Regions from separate parts of the Homo sapiens genome. Here region 2 is linked to region 1. Evidence: read pairs that join two places in POLR2A ChIA-PET (ENCODE). Cell type or tissue: MCF 10A. All regions are shown on one strand. Each heading gives the region's core, and the rest is flanking DNA. Links, peaks and the distances in the headings are about the cores only. Region 1 overlaps LOC124904860 (a long non-coding RNA gene). Region 2 overlaps TGM3 (transglutaminase 3).

What was found. ChIA-PET counts read pairs that join two places held together with the same protein. Peaks named below come from ENCODE experiments on the same cell type or tissue, not always from the same donor. Only the 100,000 strongest peaks of a DNase experiment are listed, where the experiment ranks them.
Region 2: POLR2A ChIA-PET joins it to region 1 with 22 read pairs; 4 of 35 experiments call an interaction of 5 or more read pairs at or near these places.

The regions. Positions count from the first base shown.
Region 1 is chr20:2,228,785-2,245,140 of GRCh38, reverse strand. It overlaps LOC124904860 (a long non-coding RNA gene), which reads right to left. Exons shown (of 2, transcript XR_007067501.1): 2 at 8,487-8,721. Among named protein-coding and RNA genes, the nearest start is that of LINC03086, 30 kb to the right of the region's middle. In MCF 10A, for the core only: a CTCF peak has its summit at 7,944; a DNase peak (open chromatin) is centred at 7,920.
Region 2 is chr20:2,310,552-2,318,551 of GRCh38, reverse strand. It overlaps TGM3 (transglutaminase 3), which reads right to left. Exons shown (of 13, transcript NM_003245.4): 4 at 7,423-7,541; 5 at 5,526-5,654; 6 at 1,307-1,484; 7 at 1,067-1,202. Among named protein-coding and RNA genes, the nearest start is that of TGM3, 19 kb to the right of the region's middle. In MCF 10A, for the core only: no CTCF peak of the experiment used is centred there; DNase peaks (open chromatin) are centred at 3,321 and 3,891.

The sequences.
Region 1 (16,356 bases), core at 4,358-12,357:
AGCTTGTGTCACAGACAAGCAAACCATTGGTAACTGACATCCTCAGGCAGTCCCTCTGAAACCAAAGCCTGAACTGATTTAATTGAATGAAACTGGAAGCCTAGGGTGGGAGCCCTGCGATGGGAGGTCACACTTGGGGCCTTGTCAACCTGTTCTGCTAATGTATGCAGCTTGGGGTGCCCCAATAATTGTCAACTCTTTGTTTCCAGGGGTACAACATGTGCCCTCTGGGGCTGGACTTCTTGTGTGTGTATTCTCCTGTGACAACACTGCCTTAGCCCTGGAAGGGATTCAGGTCAGCTTCATCTTATTGGACAGAGCTGCACTGTGTCTGAATTGCTGCCTTGGGCCAGGTAAAAAACGTTCATAAAAATACTTTAAAGTTTACCTTTAAAGATCTTTATGGCTGATGGGATTTGTTTTACCTGGCTAAGTACAGGGCTCCTAAAAGGCATATAACTGATAGGATCAGTACGGCAGGTTGGTCTCATCCTGCTGATGGGTCCTAGTGATAATTTTGCTGTAAAGATGCCTTGTCCAGAAAAGAGTTGGCATAGCAGGCCTGAGACTGCCATTCTTAGAAAGACCTGCTCACGAGTTTGGCTTTTTTTTAGGCGGGGGGGAGGTGGTGTGTGGTGGGTGCGGGGTGCAGTGGTGTGATCTTGGCTGACTGCAATCTCCACCTCCCAGGCTCAAGCAATCCTCCCACCTCTGCCTCCCAAGTAGCTGGGACTACAGGTATGTGCCACCACGTCCGGCTAATTTTTGTATTTTTTGTAGAGATGAGGTTTTGCCATGTTGTCCAGGCTGGTCTCAAAACTCCTGGACTCAAGCAATCCACTGGCCTTGGCCTCCCAAAATGCCAGGATTACAGGTGTGAGCCTACTGCACCCAGCCAAGTTTGGCTTTTGATGGGCATTTGGGAACACAGACTTGGGGAGGGTTCTCACCATTCCCTAAGTGATCAGAGTGGCTCACTGCACTAAACCATTTGTACAAACAACATGGTTTATGCTGAACACTTGTTTTCTTTCTGGAAATCCGGAATTTTTGTATATGGTAGGTGGAGGGTACATGTGGCCATCCCCAGAAGAAACCTTGGGCACCGAGTCTCTATTGAGTTTCCCTGGTAGACAACATTTGACATGTGTTGTAACAATTTTTTGCTGGAGGAATTAGGCATGTCCTGTGTGACTCTACCGGGAAAAGACTTCCAAAAGCTTGGGCCTGGTTTCCCCTGTCTTTGCCCCATCCCCTTCTCCCTTTATGGATTTTGCTTTGTACCTGTTCCCTGTAATAAGCCACAGCTGTGGCCGGACACAGTGGTTCGTGCCTATAATCCCAGCTCTTTGGGAGGACGAGGCGGGTGGATCACCTGAGGTCAGGAGTTCGAGACCAGCCTGGCCAACATGGTGAAACCCCATCTCTACTAAAAATACAAAAATTAGCCAGTATGGCAGCACACGCCTGTAGTCCCAGCTACTCGGGAGGCTGAGGCATGAGAATCTCTTGAACCTGGGAGGTGGAGGTTGCAGTCAGCCAAGATGACAGCACTGCACTCCAGAAAAGAAAAAAGCCAAACTTGTGAACAGGTTTCTCTAAGAATGGCAGTCTCAGGCCTGCTATGCCAACTCTTTTCTGGATGAGGCGTCTTTACAGCAAAATTATCACTAAGACCCATCACACACACACACACACACACACACACACACACACACACCACACAAAAGAGCAAGACCCCATCTCAAAAAAAAAAAAAAGTCACAGCTGTGAGTACAACTATATGCTGAGTTTTCTGACATCTCCTAGTGAAGCAGTGAACCTGGGGGTGGTCTTGGAGACCCCAACATAGTGAGAAAAAAGGTAAAAAAGGATGAAAGAGATGTATAGGAAGGGAGAAGAAGGAAGAAGATAGTATAACCCAAGAAGGTGGAGGGAGAGGGACGAAGAAGGGAACGGGGTTAAAAGTCAATATACTGGTAGAACTGAACCTAGCGGCTTCCGGGCTGCCATACCTAATGTGAATTCCAAGACTCACAACATCAGAAGACAATCCTCAGACATCCCTGGCACAACACAATTGTCCCAGCAAAACAGAAATCCCAATACTCCCAACTCTGCTGGGAAACATGAACGAAAATCATCACAATCAATCCTTTACAGATGTGCAAGACTGAAGAGCTTTTGTCCATTTTATGGAACTTTGACACCACTCTGTGAGGCAGGCTGGACAGGGATTCACAGAGCATTTAAAGGCCTCCTGCTCCTAGAGTCCAAATTAATTGCCCCATCTGTTTGTATTTCTTTGACAAAACTTCCCATGATCAGATCTGCATTGTGTGTTGGTTTACTGTGCACATCTGCCTTTTCCACTAGACTTGATTTCCTTGAAGGGGCACGGTCTGAATTTTTTTTTTCTTGTCTTGTCTTTCTTTGGGTGAGAGATAAGATAATCTTTTCTTTCTTTCTTTCTTTTTTTTTTTTTTTTTTTTGAGACGGAATTTCACTCGTCACCCAGGCTGGAGTGCAATGGTGCCATCTCGGCTCACTGCAACCTCCGCCTCCTGGGTTCAAGCAATTCTTCTGCCTCAGCCTCCTGAGTACCTGGGATTACAGGCACCTGTCACCATCCCCAGCTAATTTTTGTATTTTTAGTAGAGACAGGGTTTCACCATGTTGGCCAGGCTGGTCTCGAACTCCTGACCTCAGATGATCCCCCAGCCTCGGCCTCCCAAAGTGCTGGGATTACTGGTGTGAGCCATTGTGCCTGGCCAAGGTAATCTTTTCTTTTCTTTTCTTTCTTTCTTTTTTTTTTTGAGATGGAGTCTCACTCTGTCACCCAGGCTGGGAGTGCAGTGGCACGATCTCAGTTTACTGCAACCTCCCCCTCCCGGGTTCAAGCAATTCTCCCGCCTCAGCCTCTTGAGTAGCTGGGATTACAGGAGCCCACGACCATGCTCAGCTAATTTTTGTTTTAGTAGAGACGGGGTTTCATCATGTTGGCCAGGCTGGTCTTGAACTCCTGACCTCAGGTGATCCGCCCACCTTGGCCTCTCAGAGTGCTGGGATTACAGGCATGAGCCACTGCGCCCGGCCAAGATAATCTTTTCTAGTGATAAATTCATTGTGGGAAAATAATAAAAATAAAACAAAAGTCACATGGGATCCCTATTTTAGTCAACTCTGTATCCTATTCAGATTCAAGAATAACCTGGCATACAGTAGGCATTCAATCAACATTCGCTGATCTGTTGTTAGCTAAGATTCTAGTTATGAGGACACCTTCCTCAAGGGATTATCAGGAGAATTATATGAGAATGTACATAAGTGAATCTGGTAAACTGCAAAGCATTTTTTAGATCTAAATTAGCCATTATAATAATGCATCCTCAACCTTACATTCATTTAAGAAAATATTTGAGCTGGCTGCAGTGACTCACACCTATAATCCCAGCACTTTGGGATACTGAGGCTGGAGGATCACTTGAGCCCAGGAGTTTGAGACCAGCCTGGGGAACATAGCAAGACCCCTGTCTTTACAAAATTTCTTTTAAAAAATTAGCTGGGTGTGATGGCATGCACCTATAGTCCCAGCTACTTAGGAGGCTGAGGTAGGAGGATCACCTGAGCCCAGGAGTTCAAGGCTGCAGTGAACCATGATCATGCCACTGCACTCCAGCCTGGGCAACAGACCCTATCTCTTAAAAAAAAAAAAAAAAAAAGAAGAGAGAAAGAAAAAAGAAAGAAAGAAAGAAAAAGAGGGAGGAGGGAGGGAGGGAGGAGGGAGGAAAGAAGGGAGGAAAAAGACGGAAGGAAGGAAAAGAAAAAAGAGAAAGAAAGAGGGAGACAGAAAGGGAGGGAGGGAAGGAGGGAGAGAAAGAAAGAAACAAAGAGGGAGGGAGGGAAGAAGGAAGGGAAGGAAAGAAGGGAGGAAGGAGGAAAAGAAAGAAGAAAGGAAGAGAAAGAAGAAAGAGAGAAAGAAAGAAAATGAAAGGAAGAAGAAAAAAGGAAGGAAGGGAGGGACGGAAGGAAAGAAAGGAAGAGAAAGAAGAAAGAGAGAAAGAAAGAAAATGAAAGAAAGAAGAAAAAAGGAAGGGAGGGAGGGAAGGAAAGAAGGAAGGAAGGAGAGAGAGAGAAAGAAAGAAAAAGAAAGAAAGAAAGGAAAAAGAAAGAAAGAAAAAGAAAACTTTGAGAAGATGACTACATTTTCCAAGTGAGCTGATGAGCCGCCGCTTGTAGGAGGGTGCCTTGATTCTCCCATTTGTAGATAACAACACTGAGGCTCAGAGAGTTGGAACGATTTACCTAAGGGTCACATAAACATGTTTTTATCTATGTCAGTCAGTGTCTTCCCCTCAGAAATTAGATTTGACTTTATAATTTATTCTCACTTAATTTCCTAGTACAGTTGTAACGGATTTTAAGTTAATAGCTTTTTCTCTTCTCTTTCCCTTTTTGCTTTCACTTATCAAAATTGTCACAAATCTTCAACACCCCAAAAAAGGCATACTATTTCTTCACGGAGAGGTGGAAAGAACATGAATATTGGAATGAGACAGACTCGGGTTTGAATCTAGGCTCTGCTTCTCATTAGCCAGGCAACTTTGGGCAAAGAACTTAATTTCCATGAGACTTAATGCATTTGCAAAGTAAGGTCAATAATATCTATTAATGCCTTCTAAAGTTATGAAAATGAAGGATAATATATGTGGAGCACCTGGCTCTGTGCTTGGCGCCTTGTAGACACTTTATAAATGATAGCTGAGTGTTGTTGTAGTTATTGTCATCATTACTATTATTAATAAGTTGAAACAGGAGGATAAAGAACCACAAATTTTGTGGGTTTTTTTTTTTTTTTGAGATAGAGTCTTGCTCTGTCGCCCAGGCTGGAGTGCAGTGGTGCGATCTTGGCTCACTGCAACCTCTGCCTCCTGGGTTCAAGCGAGAATCACAAATTTTGGCTGTGTTACCTATCACTTGGTAAGCGCTAGTGAAACTGGACTGGCAGGTCACTTGTGAAGCCAGCATCAAAAGGTCTTTCCCTCAAGAGACCACAAAAACAAAATATTGAAGTCAGCAACTTCCACTTCTGAGGTGAGGCATTGAGTAGATTCAACAGTCCCATCCAGGTGTGACATTTCTTTTTAGCATCAGCTTCACTGCTCATGACTCACTAAACTTGGAGACAAGGGATAGGAATTACTGAATTTGTCATAGCATCTCATGAATGAATGTGTATGGTAAGGACAAAAGGGGCTGAGAACCAAGCCCTGTATTGGGGTGGGGAAGGGAAAATGAAGAACTTAAAACTTCAATAAAGAGAATGAGGAAGGATCTGAATCAAGCAAAGTACAGGGGCGAAACCTGCCAGCTTGTGATCGAGTCATGGCGAGAGCTTCTTAACTCAGTTACGTCTAAAAGAAACACCAATACTTGGCGTCAGTCTTCAGTAGATAAGAAATGTGGGGGAAAAAAATAATAACCAGGAAAGACACAGGGTCAGAGAGCTGGGAGGGAGCTCAAGGTCACCAGTGTAGTCATTTTTATACTGTGGCCCCAAGTCTTCAGAGGTGCTTCCGAGACACCACAGATCCTGAAGGATTCCTTGCCAAGAGGATGGCTTGCTGTTTCGGGAACCTATACAAGCTTTTGTTCTGTTTTTGTTCCAGTTCTAAAGAATTTAAACACCAGTGTTATATACCAATGCCTGTCTTTTACAGACGAGAACCTGAAGTCCAGAGAGGAAAATTAACTTGCTCAAAGTAACACAAGGGAAGGCTTGGGCCTTCAACCCGTAAGTCTTGCTCTATCCCCAAATAGGAATGTGAGACAGACACACTGGCTATTCATTCCAGTTTATACATGATGCCAGATGTGGGGCTCTACCTCGCCTAAACTTAAAGGAACTCTTCTTTTTTCTGGAGACAGGGTCTCACTCTGTTTCCCAGGTTGAGTGCAGTGGCAGAATCACAGTTCGCTGCAGCCTCAACCTCCTGGGCTCAAATGATCCTCCTGCCTCAGCCTCCTGAGTAGCTGGGACTACAGGCATGTCCCACCACGCCCGGCTAATTTTTTATTTTTTGTAGAGACAGGGTCTCTCTACGTTGCCCAAGCTGGTCTCAAACTCCTGAACACAAGCGATCCTCCCTACTCAGGCTCCCAACATGCTGGGATTACAGGCATAAGCCACTGTGCCAAAGTCATAATGAGAGGCCTTCTCTTGTCATTAGGAGGTGAGGTTCAGTAGGGCTTCAATGTCTGGGCAGTGGAGGGTTCCTGCTTCCTGAAAGGCGACCTCTTAAAATAGCACTTGTTTATTTACACCAGGACTGACCTCTCATCTCCAGCCTCCTGATCCATGCTGGTCTGGCCCAGTTCCCTGTTACTTTCCAGCTCTCACCTTTCTGCCCCTCTAGGCTTGTCTTGGGCCCATAAACTATAGGATTGAGTGAGAAGTGCCCGGATTTCTCCATTCCCTGTTTTACTGGCTGTCATTGGGCCTGAATGGGCTCCACCTCCTTGGAATTCCCTAATGCAGCTAATTGATTCCATTCATAAGAGTCCCCAAGTTCTTAAAGCTGGAAGAAAATTTTGAGACCATTTCATTGAGTCTCCTAATTTTATAGATGAAGAAACTGAGGTCCGTGTGATTCACACAAAGTCACGTGGTCATATCAGGATTCAAATTCATGTTTTGTAATTCTACATCCAACACCCTTTCCGATAGCCATACCATCATTCTCCCATTTAATTCAATTCAGTTTAAATCAAAACATACCTGTGGAGGCTGGGAGTGGTGGCTTAGGCCTATAATCTCAGCACTTTGGGAGGCTAAGGCAGGTGGATCACCTGAGGTCAGAAGTTTGAGACCAGCCTGACCAACATGGTGAAATCCCATCTCTACTAAAAATACAAAAATTAGCCGGGCATGGTGGTGGGTTCTTGTAGTCCCAGCTACTCGGGAGGCTGAGGCAGGAGAATCGCTTGAACCTGGGAGGCAGAGGGTGCAGTGAGCCCGTAGTTCTAGCTACTGAGGAGGCTGAGGTGGGAGGATTGCTGGAGCCCAGAAGGACGAGGCTACAATGAGTCGTGATTGTGCCACTACACACCAGCCTGGGTGACAGAATGAGACCACTGTCTCAAGAGGAAGGGAGGGAGGGAGGGAGAGAGGGGGGAAAGAAGGAAGGAAGGAAGGAAGGAAGGAAAGAAAGAAAGAAAGAAAGAAAGAAAGAAAGAAAGAAAGAAAGAAAGAAAGAAAGAAAGAAAGAAAGAGGAGTGAGCACATGGAAAGAACCTGGTTCCTGGATGGAATCATTCCTGAGCTGCCACCCCAGCCCTAGACTGCCTGTCCCCACACTTCTTGTTGCATGAAATAAAAGAATCCCTCTTTGGTTCAGCCAAATAGCAGCACTTCTCTTATATGCAGCTGAACACAATTGTGAATGGCTCATGGGCCTTGAAAAAGTCTTGGGATTTCAACAAACAGAGGCAGAAGACAGTGTCAGGAAACGCTCAAGACAGGGAAAGCTGGGGGCATGTTCTTGACAAAGCAGGCGGAGCAGATAGGGAGGTCAGAAGAGACGTTGTGATAGGGACAGAAGACCAGGGAGGCTCAGAGGATGGATGTGGATTTCATTCTGAAAGCAGGGAAGAATTGCTGGGGGAAGTGAGCAGTGCTGTTCTTGGGGAGTTGACGCTAGTTCCTTGGCACCGAGTGAGCCTTGGGCCCCCGGATGAGCAGGCAGGGCAGCTACTGAGGAGCCTGGAGTGAGAGTGGGTGGCCTATTTCATTCCAATCTGCTGTGCTTGTATTACATTCCTGTTAGCTTAGTATCTGCACAGAACACCAGGGACCGCAGTACCGCAAACTCTTTGGCATTCTGAAGGCCCTGCTCTCGCTGTGTCACTTTCCTCCCACTGGCAATTACCAGACTGGCAAACCGCAGCCAGCCGAACCTCGCCCTCTGGCTTCCAAAGCGTGCCCTGCTTTGACTGCAGCATGTTGTAAGCCACAAACATCTTCGCCAAGAAATGATTAGAGAAGGAAGCTATGAGAAAACAAATGTGTATAAAAATAAGACATGGTCTTGAGTCATTGATAGGAAAATGGAAGCGGAAAAGATATCCAACCCAGAATGGCCTTCAACAAGTTCAGGGACCCACAGGCAGCTACAAGGAAGGAAGTGTTCCCTGGTTTCGTCTTTTTGTGTGAACGGATTCTCTGATTTTGATACTTGAGCCTCAGAGGCAGGTGATGCAATGGGAAAATACAATATTGTTCCCAGTCTGCCCCTGACTACCTGTTTGAGCTCACAAAACAAAACAAAACACCTACCACTCTCTAGACTTTAATCTCCCCACCTACCCACCTTGACACTGAGAGGATTGGACCAGAGAAATCAAAGCCTCATCCTCCTCAAAAACGTTCCGGCCCCCATCTCCCTGCGCAGCCAGCAGTGTCCCGGCTCTCTGCCCATCTAACATACCAGGCCTCATGTTGCATGTGTTTGACTCTGTCCCGAGTCCCCAGCTAGTTCCTCGAGGACAAGAATCCTGTTTTCCCCGCAGTCAGTACACATAGCAGAAACTCAATACATCTTGACTGAATGGATTCGTGGGCTGCACAGTTGTTTCTTGATAAAGGTTTCAGGACGGAAGCGGAGATGCTGTCAGGGCAGGAAATGGCACGTCAGTGACACTCCCAGGCTCTAGGCAAATCAGCTGGAAGAGAGAATGGAGCTAAGTTCGTGCAATTTATCAACAACTATATTCCATAGAATTAACCCACCAGATGTTTTCACCTTCCGCGAAAAAAAAAAAAAAAAAAAGCGCTCTGGTCAAAAAAGATTAAGAAATTTACTAACCGAATCCCACGTTCCACTCATTCCTCTATGGACATGAGCCTAGAAAAGGCTCTAAGATATCTGTTTACTTTTATGTAACCTAGAATTTCCCAAACCTAGGGAACCTGTGTTCGGAAAATGCCCATAAACTGCATGAACGCAGTTTGAGAAGCACTGGTTTAGTGTGAATGGTTTCTACAGTGAAGTTTTTATTTACAAACCATGTTGGGGTCTGTGAAAAGCCCCTTTAGGGCCAAAAATCACTGGTCACTGCATAATCAAATAGACAGACAGATATAATAATTCAGATTATTATTATAATAATTATGTTATTATTATAATTATTATCTCATTCAGTTAACACCTATTCAACAGCAACTGATTGTCTAGTATGCATCCCACACAAGGGATATGAGGATAAATAAGACAGGGTCCTCTCTGCAAAAGAGCACGTCCCTAAAGGGGAGGAGAAAGTACAGAATATTGTGCTGAGTACTGTAAGCAGATGTTATGGGAAGGCAGAAGAAGGTACCTGGGAGAATCATGGAAACTAGACCTTGAGTAATAAAAATAATAACATTAACAACAATACCTTCATCAAGTGCTAACCACGTACCAAACACTGTTCTAAGCACTTTACGTATATTAACCCACTTATACCTCATAACAGTCTTACCAGTTACTTTCAGTACCTACATTTTACAATGAGATCATTGAGTCTCAGAGAGGCTAAGTAACTTGCCCGAGATCACACAGCTAGAAATATGACATGGTCAGGATTCAAACCCAGGCAGTCTGGCTCCAAAGTCCATACTTTTCAGCAGTAGGCTGTACTTACTGCCTTTTGGGATGAGTAGTAAGTATACCAGATGGAAAAGGACAGAAACCTTCCAGGCAAAGGGAATAGGAAAAATAGCAAGTAGTTCTACGTGCATCAAACGTGGACTCTCAAATCTATGCCAGTAGGCTCTGGCTGTATCCTGTGGACTTGGGTGCTCAGATCTTTCCACTGATGTCCTTCAGGCAAGAAAGGAAAACATGAGCCTTTAGGGGAATCTGGAAGTGTAGCTTGAAAAAACCTCCACAAATTTCTTTTGAAGTCTCCCACCACCATCTGAAAAATGCATGAGAATTCTATATTTGACACCATAATAGAATTGTGTTGACTCCATATAAAACATTTTAACCACTTAGCAGTTCAATTAACATTTTTACATAGAACTCCAGGAACACATGCCATTATTTCTCTTGAGGCCTCGGGTATCCCTGGCAACCTGCTTGCATCCATGACTCCCCAGCTGGAGGCCTAGCTGTAAACAGCAGGAAGTCATTTAAGATGCCTGAGCCAGGGACGGACCCAGCACATTTGCGTTTTCAAAAGGTGACTCTTCAGAATAGCAGGAACCTAGGAATAACTTAAATATCCATCAAGAGAAACTGGTTAAATAAATACGTTCATCCACTGGAATACTACAGTGCTCTAACAGAATGAGAGACCAGCATTTACAGATGAGAAAAGCTCTCTAAGGTAACATAGTCAATGAAAAGAGCCGAGTGCAGACCAGTGTGTACAGTGGATTCCCACTTGTGTGTGAGGTGTGGAAAGCATGTATGTTTTAAGGATATGCTTTTACAGGCAGAGAAAACTTGTAGAAGGAGAGACAACAAATGTCAACAGTAAGGATCTCTGGGGAAGGGAACCACGAGAGAACTTACATTTTTTGTTGTTTTTGAGACGGAGTCTCACTTTGCTACCCAGGCTGGAGTGCAGTGTAGCGATCTGGTCTCATAGAACCTCTCGGGTTCAAGTGATTCTCGTGCCTCAGCCTCCTGAGTAACTTGGACTACAGGCACCCACCACCACACTCAGCTAATTTTTGTATTTTTAGTAGAGATGGAGTTTTGTCATGTTGACCAGGCTAGTCTCAAACTCCTGATGTCAGGTGATCCGCCCCCCTTAGCCCCCCGAAGTGCTGTGATTACAGGCGTGAGCCACCACTCCCAGCTGAGAACTTACTTTTTATTGCATATCTTTCAGTACTGTTTGGATTTCTACCATGTGCATTTATTACTTTTTAAATAAAAGAAACAGTTTGGCCGGGCGCAGTGGCTCACGCCTGTAATCCCAGCACTTTGGGAGGCCGAGGCAGGCAGATCACCTGAGATCAGGAGTTCAAGGCCAGCCTGGCCAACGTGGTGAAATCCCATCTCTACTAAAAAAAATAATAATAATAATACGAAAATTAGCCGAGCGTGGTGCCACGCACCTGTAATCCCAGCTACTCGGGAGGCTGAGGCAGGAGAATCGCTTGAACCCAGGTGGCAGAGGTTGCAGTGAGCTGAGATCACGCCATTGCACTCTAGCCTGGGCAGCAAGAGTGAAACTCCGTCTAAAAAAAATAAATAAATAGTTTAGTGAATCTCAGAAAGTTAAAAAGTAGTTTTTAAGAAAAAGGAAAACTGAGAAAAAAACTGCTAGCTTTACAGCATAGATGATGAGTGGGGAAAAAAGAGTGATTCTAGTTGTCCCTTGGTATGTGCAGAGAGCGGGTGAAGGGAGGAATTGGTTCCAGGACCCCTATGGGTATCAAAATCCATGGATGCTCAAGTCCCTTGTATAAAATGGCATGGGATTTGCATACAATCTACACACAGCCTCTCCTGCATTTTAAATCATCTCTAGTTCACATATAATTCTTAATACAATGTAAACTATGTAAATAGTTGCTATACTATATTTTTAAAATTTGTATAATTTTTAATTGTATTGTTATTTAATTTTCTTTTTTAAAAAATACTTTTATATTAAAAATAATTTTTTATCTTAACCCAACATAGATATATTGTTATTTTTGAATGTGTTTTATTTTTCAAAGATTTTTGATCCAAAATTGGTTGAATCTGTGGGTGTGGTGTGGAACTTGCAGATACAGAGACCAATTATATAGAGAAAGACCCATTACTGGCAGGGCAAGTTAGCTCACATCTGTAATCCCAGCACTTTGGGAGGCCGAGGCAGGCGGATCACCTGAGGTCAGAGGTTCGAGACCAGCCTGGGTGACATGGTGAAAACCCGTCTCTATTAAAAATACAAAAAATTAGCCGGGCGTGGTGGCAGGTACCTGTAATCCCAGCTACTTGGTAGGCTGAGGCAGGAGAATCTCTTGAACCCTGCAGGCAGAGGTTGCAGTGAGCCGTAATCGCACCATTGCACTCCAGCCTGGGCAACAAGAACAAAACTCCTCTCCAAAAAAAAAAAAAAAAAAAGAGAAAGGCCTATTACAAAGCCACTGTCCTACAGCAAGATGACAAAATTGAACCAAGGAAGTGGCAGTAGGGCTAAGGAAGAAAACCGAGAGATATTTAAGCAGTAAAAACTCTAGGACTCGGCAACTCGTTAAGTTGCGGGGGGTATAACAGAGGTAGACGTTAAGAATAAATTCGGCAATAGGAGAGACGGGGGAGCTGTTCACTAGGAACATGTGTGCAAAAGAAACAGCCAGAATGTGGGGAGGATAATGAGTTCAGTGTTGGACATGCTAGGTTTGAAGTATCTTAGGACATTCAGATAGAGGTGACCTATTAGAAAAGTGAGTGTAAGGTTTTTGATCGTAAACAATTCCATTTACCTTATTGATGGCAATTTACTAAGTTCTAACAATGAAGAATGAAATGAGATTACCTTTCTGTGTAGTAAAGCATCCACATAGAGGGCCTGAGATTGCTATCCTGAGAAAGGCCTGCCTCGAAAGGCTGGATCTTGGCTGACTTCTGTGAACTTGCCTGGTAAAGAGTTCCCTATACCGATATGAAACTAAATGATAAGAGTGGCTCACTAGGCCTAGGTCATATTTGTGCAAACAACATGCTTTATACTTATACTGAATACCAGTTTTCCTTCTGGAAGTCTGGAGTGTTTGTACATGCTAGGCAGAGGGTGTCTATGTGACCAACCCCCGTGTAGAAACCTTGGGCACTGAGTCTGATGAGTTTCTCTGGTAGACAACATTTTTTTTTTTCTTGAGACGGAGTCTTGCTCTGTCGCCCAGGCTGGAGTGCAGTGGTGCCATCTTGGCTCGCTGCAGCCTCTGCCTCCTGGGTTCAAGCGATTCTCCTGCCTCAGCTTCCCAAGGAGCTGGGATTACAGGCATGTGCCACAATGCCCAGCTAATTTTTGTATTTTTAGTAGAGATGGTTTCGCCATGTTGGCCAGGCTGATCTTGAACTCCTGACCTCAGGTGATCTGCCCGCCTTGGCCTCCCGAAGTGCTGGGATTACAGGTGTGAGCCACTGTGCCCAGCCTGGTAGACAACATTTGCTGTGTGTTGTCATAATTTGTTGCTGGAGGAATTCGGCACATCCTTTGTGACTGTACTGGGAGAGGACCATGGAAGCGCCTGGTTTTCTCTGGACTCCCCCACATAGCTTTCTCCTTCATTGATTTCGCTTTGTACCCTTTCCCTGTAATAAATCTTAGCCACAAGTATAACTATATGCTACACCCTGTAATTCCTTCTAGCAAATTACCAAACCTGTGGGTAGTCTTAGAGACCCTCAACACGTCTTCCTTCAGGTGGGGCTGAGGTGGGAGATACACTCAAAATCTAAATCTGCACAGTCTCTCTGTTCTCCTCACCGTCCACCAATGTCTCTCTGTCACAATTCCTTATGAAGATATAACTTAAATGTTCATTTTTTAAAAGCCCAGAGTTTTTCATAAAAAAAGGTGTGGCACAGTGGCTCACGTCTGTAATCCCAGCACTTTGGGAGGCCAAGGCAGGCAGATCACTTGAGGTCAGGAGTTCGAGACCAGCATGGCCAACATGGTGAAACCCTGTCTCTACTAAAAATACGAAAATTAGCCAGGCCTGGTGACGCATGCTCTAATCCTAGCTATTCAGGAAGCTGAGGCATGAGAATCACTTGAACCTGGGTGGAGGTTGCAGTGAACCGAGATTGTGCCACTGCAGTCCAGCCTAGGTGACAGACTGAGACGCTGGTTCAAAAAAAATAGGTGTGGTGCAAGCAAGGGGTGCTCCTGCGGCTATGCCTGTCCCATAACATGGGCCTTACTGACTCTGTAGCATGCCTCAAACCAAGCTGCTCACTTCCAAGCTTTGGCAAAATGCTTGGTGATGACTGCATGGTCCTCTAAGTGCCTATTAATTCTGACAGTCCATGCCTTTGTGATTGTTCCATATTGGAATGGTTTGGGATTCTCCTGAGACAAATCCCAACCGAGGAAACAAAGGCTGATTGACACAAAGCCTGTAAAAGGAGGTGCAGGAAGAATTTTCCACCCCTGGCCAGAGTCCAAACTAGCCCCTATTAACATGTGATGAATGAAGGGTGATGCACCCAGGACTTTTGATCTTTATAATCCCCAAGCTGTCCAGTTCAGGAAACTGCTCATTCTCCTAGCCAGGCCCTGGCTCCAGGAGGTCTCAGTCATAAAGGCGTGTCTCAGGGAGGAGCTACTAGGACAAGCAATGGTTCCTTATGCTGGCTCTACTCTGAAAACTGCCAAAGCATCACTTAGTGGTGATGCTTCTTTGAGAAACGTGGGGGTTGGATGGCCTTTTTGTGTTATAAGTCAGAATGTTCGTTGCAGCCACAACTTGTAAGGCCATATCACCAGCTGGAGTAAAAGACAAGGCCTCGCAAGCCTTTCATTGTCCACCTCCGTCACCCAAGGGACTGACCTCCTTCCTAGAGCTTTGACAGGAGTCGTGTCATCTTTTCCTTTTTAGTCTCTCTGACAATGCCTCACTCCTCCCAGGAAAATATAACAACGCCAGTCTTGAAAGTAACAGCCCTACTCAGCTCCAGATGGGAGAGCTTATTGGGCTATGAAGGGTACGGCGAGAATGCTACTCACACACAGTTTCATGCGTGCATGGATAAGTCGGTCATTGGTTTTCCCATATAATTATAGAGACCATCTAAGTCTTTGTAAGTCCTAGCCTTTTCTTAGAGAACCCTTAGTCTTAATTCTCTCATATAGTTATCTGAGTCTAACGTTGCCTGTAATCTGGGTCTTTCTCTTGGCAGTTTACTAAGAAATCTCTACTTTCTTCTTATTCTATTTATACTCAGACTAGAATAGTCCTGCTATATTCCATTACTTTGCAGAAACACCCTTAGTTCTGAGTCATTAAAATCCAGAAAGACTCGGTTTCAAATACCACCTGTGGACTTCGGAAAGCCACATAATGTCTCTGAACTTTGTTTTCCTCACCTATGAAATAGGGGGCTATGAGGAATAAATGCAAGAATTTATGTGCCACACTTGGCCTCATGCCTTACATACAGCAAGCACTGAATACAGGGGAGCCAGTTTATTATACCACTTGCCACAGCTAAGCCTTTCTGAGCCTCCAGTTCTCTTTAATCTCTGAAGCTCAGGTTTTAGATGCCCTCACATTGACAAAAGCATTGGCTTTTTCTTCCATTTCTTTCTCTTATCTTTGATAACTTGCTATGTATTTTCTCTTTTCTTATCTCCTTATAGATAATTCTCTGAGTAACCTGAGCTCTGTTGGCACTTGTACCCTTAGCTTAGAGATTTTTTTTTTTTGAGACAGAGTCTTGCTCTGTTGCCCAAGCTGGAGTGCAGCAGTGCTATCTCAGCTCACTGCAACCTCTACCTCCCGGGTTCAAGCAATTTTCCTGCCTCAACCTCCCAAGTAGATGGGATTACAGGCACCTGCCACCACGCCCAGCTAATTTTTATATTTTTAATAGAGATGGGTTTCACCATGTTGGCCAGGCTGGTCTCGAACTCCTGACCTCAAGTGATCCACCCATCTCAGGGTCCCAAAGTGCTGGAATTACAGGCATGATCCACCGCGTCTGGCCACAATCTTTATTATAAGTACACACTATACTTCCTTCTTACCCATCCATTCTTAACACTGCCATCTTAAGTCAATCAGCATATGCTCATAGAGAACTTAACAAGACTACAGGCAGCATTTTCATGTCAAATAGGACACCTTAATTTTTCTTCAAGTGAATCACTAAGAGTTAGTGATAAATGAGGGCTTCCAGTCAAAAAAATTGTTTCCTGATTTAGTTTGAGTTTTGTAATGCCTGTGACAAGGGTGTATGATTGATTGAGATATCTAAACAACCAATTTTCTTTTTTGGACATATGCTGCACACATTCTAGATTCTTTTTTCCTCCTGAGATTCTGTTTAGGCCTCACCCCTTCGGCAAGAATAACAATAATCATATGGCACGTTGTCTACATGTGTGGGTTTCTGGAATCTACAGAGAAAAAATAAGTGTGAAACCCCTATCACGAATCTAGCCAGGATAGCTCCAAGGAAAGGCAAAAGAGAGCTCTTAAATGTTAGAGTCGGCCGGGTGTGGTGGCTCATGCCTTTAATCCCAGCACTTTGGGAGGCTGAGGCGGGTGGATCACCTGAGGTCAGGAGTTTAAGACCAGCCTGGCCAACATGGTAAAACCCCGTCTCTACTAAAAATACAAAAATTAGCTGGACATGGTGG
Region 2 (8,000 bases), core at 1-8,000, 78 kb before region 1:
CATCCGGTAATAACTTGGTATATGATATAACCTTAAACAGTTGTAACAATGTCTATTTTTATCTATATAATATCTATCTATCTAGTGCTCTATGCAGTTACAGATATATGTCTACACATTTCCTACTTCCAGTGGCATCTATCATTAAATTACGTGTGTGTGTGTATTGATAGTGTGCACATGGCATACTTATGGTTAGGAATATAAATGCCCAAATATATATAAAACATTTTGGCCGGGTGCAGTGGCTTACGCCTGTAATCCCAGCACTTTGGGAAGCTGAGGCAGGTGGATGGCCTGAGGTCAGGAGTTCAAGACCAGCCTGACCAACATGGTGAAAGCCTGTCTCTACTAAAATACAAAAATTAGCCGGGCATGGTGGTGCATGCCTGTAATCTCAGCTACTTGGGAGGCTGAGGCAGGAGAATCACTTGAACCTGGGAGCCTGAGGTTGCAGTGAGCCAAGATTGTACCATTGCACTCCAGCCTGGGCAACAAGAATGAAACTCCATCTCAAAAAAATAATTGTTTTCATCCGGAATCCAGAATAAACTCTGAACTTTTGATGTCAACCAAGGTATACAATAGGTGTATATATATATATATATGATATATATATATATATATATGCTAAGAGAAGATGTGTTGCTTTTCTTATTCTCTTTAAGAAAGTTTGTAAGTCATATGGATTACTTGAAATGAAACAAATGTATATTTCTTGCTGGAAAAGCAATAGTTTCAACTTGTATATTCTATAGTAGTATAAGGTCCAATGGATCCCATAAATTCAGAGTGAATTTAGGAGCCCTGTCTTTCACTGGGATCAGATCCTTTGTCTGACGGCAGCAAGATAGACCAGACTAGCAGACCGCAGAGCACCGAGAAGAGGTGTCTTGGGTGCTGCTAAGTGTGTAATCAGCATTGCCAGCAGTTCCATTCTACACCCTGTGATGACATGTTACTTGCCTTGCAACACCTGTTTGGACCTGGGTCCCAGAAGGATGGTGAGAGCGAGAAGCCACTCAAATGTGGTGCTCGAAGTTCAGGGAAAAGGTGAGATACTTACCATACGCTATCACTACCCTTGTCCAGGGGGTTTCCCATGGGGTCGTAGTACACATCCACACTGAGATTTCGGTCTGTGTCATGAGCTGAGTTGAAGTTGGTGATCACCCGGGAAGGAATCCCCAAAGACCGCAGCGCTGCAAGTCAGGGTGGGCGTGAGGACTCAGGTGGTGGAGATGGTACCTTGGCATAGCCCACTGCCACCCACTGACCCAGCCAAGGCACACCACACCCAAGGTACCTGTGTTGAGGGTCCCAGCAAAGACCCAGCACTGGCCATATCGGACTGGGCTGAAGCCAGATTTTTTCCAATTTTTGAGGATCTCCACGCTGCCGTTCCAGCTCCTTGGGTCCCGGCCACCGGTGTAAGTGCCGCTCCAATTCCCAGCAAGCACACCATTGTCATCATTGCTATTGATCTGGGCAGAAACCACCCCCCCAAAATGAGTCAGCACTAATGCCTTTCCTAGGGAGACTGACATGCAGAATTCAGAGGACAAGGTGGGGAGATGAGGAAGGAAGCCAAAGGCCATGATTGAACTTTTCTTTGTCTTTCTAGGTGACTTGGGGATGATCATTGTAACACTTAACCCTTAGGGGTATGGAGTGGTTTACGAGTTTAGAGGTGCTTTCCCAAACAGGCCATGTTTGATTGTCCTTGATCCATACGTCATTCCTGTGCAGCAGCCTGACATGGGAAACAGACAGCACAGCTTGTGCTGTGGCAAGGCAGGGCACAACTCCAGCTTGCAGAGGACTTCTGGCAGGTAAGAATCCACAGGCTATCACTGCTGTCACAGTCTGCCTGGGAGTCCATGGTTTGAAACTCTTTTTTGGTGTATGGTCTTACGAAAAGATCACTTTATTTATTTTATTTATTTTTATTTTATTTATTTATTATTATTTATTATTATTATTATTTTCTGATACAGAGTCTCTCTCTGTCGCCCTGGCTGGAGTGCAGTGGCGTGATCTTGGCTCACTGCAAGCTTCGCCTCCTGGATTCAAGCAATTCTCCTGGCTCAGCCTCCTGAGTAACTGGTGTTAATGCGTGCCACCATGCCCGGCTAGCTTTTGTATTTTTAATAGAGACGGGGTTTCACCATGTTGCTTAGGCTGACCTCAAGTGATCTGCCCACATCAGCTCCCAAAGTGCTGGGATTACAGGTGTGAGCCACCACACCCGGCCAAAAAGATCACTTTAGAACTTTAGCAACTAACTTCTTCTTGGAAAGAATAAAGATAGAGTATTTCTTTTCTTTCATTCATTCAGCTATTTGTTCATTTGTTAGTTTACTCATTCATTTATTCAATTTAAGGTTCTAATCTAAGTGACACAACCAAGAGGCAGCCTGGAAAGATCACTGGACTAGAAATCGAGACCTGAGTTCCATTGTCTTTTAGGGACACACTTGGAAATATTTACAGGTGAAATTATGACAAATGTGTAATGTCTAAGATTTATCAAATCATCTGTGAAAGAGAGGGTCGCAGATGAAATGACACCAGCCTTGAAGAGGTAATTGCTGAAGCTTGTGATGCAGACACAGGAGTTCATTATGCTTTTCTCTCTACTTTTATGTAGGTCTGAACTTTTCCATAATAAAAGTTAAAAGAGAGAAGGAGACACTGAGGTTACAAGCCCCACCTTGCCACTTGCCAACTTGATGATTGCACAAAGGTCTGTTCACCTCTCTAGGCCTTAGTTCTTCACCTTCCAATAGGGAAGGGAATTTTCAAGGGAAAGTTAGGACAAAGGTGCTCTGAGGTGTCTTTTGTAGTCAAGGGTCAGGGTTTATGAAACTTTGGCTGTCGTTTATCTGAACTGTGCAATGAGAGGCTGGACCAGGATCTCTGAAGGCTCCTCCAGCCTGTGTGTCCTACCCCTTCTCCTTGGAGTGCCTGTAAGTGGCAAGGCCTATGAGAATGGACAGTCTGGACACAGAGGGATCCTTGCCCAGGACAGGCCATGCCCAGCCTTGCCAGGCCCTCAGTGCAGTAGTGAGTTCTGCACCCCTTCCAGGAGGTCCTGGGCTGTCATGGCAGAGTCAGGCAAGACAGGGCCTCCTTAGAGATGGAAGGTTGCGCAGCCCTTCCCCATCTCCTGAGTCACTGGTGCTCCAGCCTCCAAAGTGGCTATCAGCACGGTCATCTCTGGCTGAAAGCTGAGCACTTCAAAGCTCCGCACAGGCCATAATTAGTTCATGGCCCAGCCCAGCTGGGAGGTCTGAATAGAGCATCTGGGAGGTGCAGCTGAGGAAATTGGCTCCACGATAAAGTGGTTTGGCCCTGGGGTGCGAGTGAGTCAGCAGCTGCAGGAGCCGCTGGCCTCACCCACTCTCTCCTAGGCCAAAGAGACTCAGCCTTCTAAGTCACCAGGGCTTTAATCCCACCTCTTCCAGGCCATTTGGTTTCAAGATTCTGTTCCAGGCTCACTTCCTCTCCATACTCTCCCTCGGCTACTAAGTTCCCTGGGCCCACCTTACTCCTTTCTTGCCAGGCTCAGTCTAAGACTCAGCTCTTTCCAAAAGCCCTCTCAGATGCACCCCGGATATTTATCATGCAGCTGAGAAGTTGTTCACATTTTTAACCAAGTAACTAGCTCATTAGCATGGACATATCCAACTCAAAAGTCAAGAGATCAAGAAATGCCTAAACCATGAAACATAGAAATAAATAAATAAAGGTTACAGGATTTCTGGGTAATTACTTAGTTTAAGAGGATTAAAGTAAAGAATTCACTTTGACTTTTCGCCTTTTTTTTTGGAGATAGGCTTTTGCTGTGTCACCCAGGCTGAAGTGCAGTGGCGCAATCACAGATCACTGCAGCCTGCAACTAACGGACTCATGCAATTCCCCCAGCTCAGCCTCCCAAGTAGCTGGGACTACAGGCATGTGTCACGATGCCTGGCTCCTGTGTGTGTGTGTGTGTGTGTGTGTGTGTGTGTGTGTGTGTATGTGTAGATGAGGTCTCACTATGTTGTCCAGGCTGGTCTCACACTCCTGGGCTCAAGTGATTCTCTGCCTTAGCCTCCCAAAGTCCTGGGATTACAGGTGTGAACCACTGTGCCTGATCACGACTTTTTGCATCTTAACTTACAACTTTTGAGCAGGTTGATCTAGGTTTAGATATTCTGGATGAATATTTTTGGAAACAGGGTCTTGCTCTATAACCCAGGCCTGAGTGCAGTGGTGCCATCATAGCTGACTGTAACCTCAAGCTCCTGGGTTCAAGTAATCCCCCTGCCTCAGCCTCCTGAGTAGCTGGGAATACAGGTATGTACCACCATGCTTGGCTAATTTTTGTTTGTTTGTTTGAGATAGGGTCTTACTCTGTCACCCAGGCTGGAGCGCAGTGGCATGATCTTGGCTCACCACAATCTCCACCTCCTTGGCTCAAGTGATCCTTCCACCTCAGTCTCCCAAGTAGCTGGGACTACTGTCACATGCTACCATGCCCTGCTAATTTTTTTTTGTTGTTGTTGTAGAGACAGGGTTTTGCCATGTTGTCCAGGCTAGTCTTGAACTCCTGGGCTCAAGTCATCTCCCCACCAAAGTGCTGGGATTACAGGTGTGAGCCACCGTGTCTGCCTATGCCTGGCTAGTTTTTTTTTAATTTCTGTAGAGACGAGGTCTCACTACGTTACCCAGGCTGGTGGCAAACTCCTGGGCTCAAGCCATCTTCCCACCTCCATCTCCCAAAGCACTGGGATGAGAGGCGTGAGCCACCACGCCCAGACTGGTTGGAGATATTCTCTACACAATGAGTGCAGAGCCATAGATGCCTTCTAGGGGATCTAGCTCGTGTGTGTGTGTGTCTGAGAGAGAGAGAGAGTGTGTGTGATTGTGTGAGTGTGTGTGTGTTTGTGTGTGTTGTAGGGGCACAGGCCTTTTCCATGGAGGCCTTGTTCTGGTCTGACTTGCATGCCGTGTGCCTTGAGCAAGCCACTTCAGCTCTCCAAGCTTGTTTCCCCATCTAGACCATGAATGAGGCAGCCTACCATCTGACACTCTGGGCTGTGCTCTGGGCTGTGGAAGAGATGAGTTAGGCAAAGGAGGTCACCACCTCCAGCTCAATCAGGGTCTCGCTTCCTTTCCCAGGAGGCCCAATGATGGAGCAGAGCCCTAGCTTTGCATTCTCCCATCCTTGGCAGGCACTCAAAGAGCAAGCTCCCTTTTCCTCTGAGAAAGGCTTCATGATGTGGTGGAAAGGGCTTTGAAGCTGGCTGGACCTGGGTCTGGCTCTGCTTCTGCCACATACTCACTGTGTGCCTCAGGCAAGCCCTGTAACTTAGAGGGGCCTTGTGCTCCAAGTTAGTAAAATGTGGATGGTTCTAACCACCAGCTGTAATTGGTGAGGCTTTAATGAGATGACATATGTAAAGAGTGTGCGTGCCTAGCTCATAGGTGGTGTTCAATATATGATGACAACTAGCTGTGATCGTTTTCCTGTTACTCACCATGGCACTCAGCACCCGGCCAACGTATTTGGGGTCATTTCTGCTGGCCACATCAGTAGCAGCGTCACGGCGGAAATTCAGACTCCTATCCAAGATTGAGAGGCAGATGCTGAGAATGTCTTCTTCAAACTGTTCAGAACGAGACCATACATTACAATTAAAGAAATGACAAGGAGAGTTGGCTCAAGAAGGGAACTGCACTGGCAAGAACCACAGGAACTATCAGATCCTTTGACTCTGTGGCCTCTGGAACTGAGAGCTACTGAGGACAGCCACCATGCCCAGCCCTCAACCCCGCAAACTCATCCAGAGCACTCACTACACACAAGACCCTGTGTATTTCCTCAAAGGCAGCTTTTGAAACAACAACAACAAAAAAGAGACAGAAAAGGATAATAAATAAAAAATTATTAAAAATAAAAAAGCATAAGACCTTGTGCAAACTCTCTTAAAGTGAATGCATGGGAGGTGGCTTGGTCTAGCCGACGCCCCGGCTGCCACAAACCTCAAGAGCAAGCTGTTTAGCCTGTCTGGCCTCGATTTCTCCATCTGTATAATTAGGCCAAACTCATCTCAGAGTTTCCTTCTAGCTCTGCCTCCCATCCTTTTTTTTTTTTTTTTTTTTTTTTTGAGACGGAGTCTTGCTCTGTCACCCAGGCTGGAGTGCAGTGGTATGATCTCGGCTCATCGTGACCTCCACCTCCTGGGAAGTAATTCTCCCGCCTCAGCCTCCCAAGTAGCTGGGATTACAGGCCCGTGCCACCACACCTGGCCAATTTTTGTATTTTTAGTAGAGACAGGGTTTTGCCATATAGGCCAGGCTGGTCTCGAATTCCTGACCTCAGGTGATCCACCCGCCTCAGCCTCCCAAAGTGCTGGGATTACAGGCGTGAGCCACTGCACCTGGCCTGCCTGCAATCTTGAGCACGTTATTGAGACTCCTGGAGAACTAGTTATAAAAATAAAATCTCTTGCTAAAGTATATGTATTTGAAGTGATTTTCACAAAATAAGACTTAATTGAAGTCATTGCTTCTCAAACTGAGAAGGCCGAGCTCCTCTTGCCTTAGGTCTTTGCATTTGCTTTTCCTTCTGCCTGATGCTCTTTCCCAAGATCTCTGTCTGGTGCCCTCATCTCCTTCAGGTTCCTGATCAAAGGCTCCTTTCTAAGTGAGGCCCTCCCTAACCATGCCATAAAAAAAAATAGCCTCTCTTCCACTCCTAGGTGCACTCTATGTCCTATCCTTCTCTTTTTTCTTCCTCCCAACTTGCTCCAGTTGACTACAGACAGGGTCTGTAGATGGTCCAAGCACACATCTTTCTGATATCCAAGGCACCCCGCCCGAGGTGCTTTATTCTAATGCCTTTGTCTGGTGGATAAACTAAAAGGTGGAGGGCATCCTTGAAAGTTTTCTAAACTGACCAAATCTGAGAACTCTGTAGACTCAAATGGGGATTGCTGTAATAAAGGAACAAAAGGGTGTGGCTTGGAAAGGCTGAGTGGGCACACTAAGGAAGTGTCATCGCATTGTTACATGGAATGAAAAACAGAAGCTACATTACTGTCCCCAGTGTCTCTTGGGGGCCTTATATTTATTTGTGCATCCTGGCACCAATACTACTTCATTGCATCAATTGAGTTATGTGTGTGTTCTGTCTTGCCCACTAGATTGCAACCCCCTCAAAGATGGATCTGTCTTATTCATCTCCTTTATCCTTAGTGTGGATCCCAGGGTCTGACACATAATAGGTGGCCAATGAAAGTCTTCTGAATACATGAACAAATAGAAGGGCAGGCAGATGGACAGATGTGGGACTTCCCATTGATCTGTGGGGCAAGCTGCTGAGCTTCTTGGGTAACAGGGACATTACCCTTAGCTTCCTTATGACCCTTTTACCTGTCCAAAGTTCCAGCCAATCATGCCAATTCGGTTTGTGCTTCCCACAAAGATGATGCCGGCATCTTCCTGAACATACTCTTCTCTCTCAGCGTGGTTACCCATAAAGACGCTATCCACTATTTGATACAAAAAGCAGACACCAGCGACTAGAATCCTCGGAGGACTGTAGGGATCGTTCCTCCTCTCCTCCCACTCCTGAACCGGCCTGGGGGTTGGAGCAAGCCCCACCTTTAGCCCTCCCCTGACCCTTGGGCTGTAACTCTTCCAACTCCAATTGTGGGAACTATGAGCTGGAAAGAGAAGCTAGGATGACCCGAGGGTCTGAAAATGAGACCCCAGGGATAAGACACCTGCTCTTTCTGGCAGAAAGCTATCTCCATGCTGTGGAATTATACTGTGGTATTGTCCCTTAAAATGAACCATGCTATGCAGTTTGTAAAAGCTCAATGTGATCTCCACAATATTCCCAGAAGAAACAGCAGGATGTCCATTTAATGGTGAGGACATTGGGGCTTGGAGAGATAGAAGGACTGCCCACACTCAGACAGCTGCTTAAGTGTCAGAGCTCCTCATTT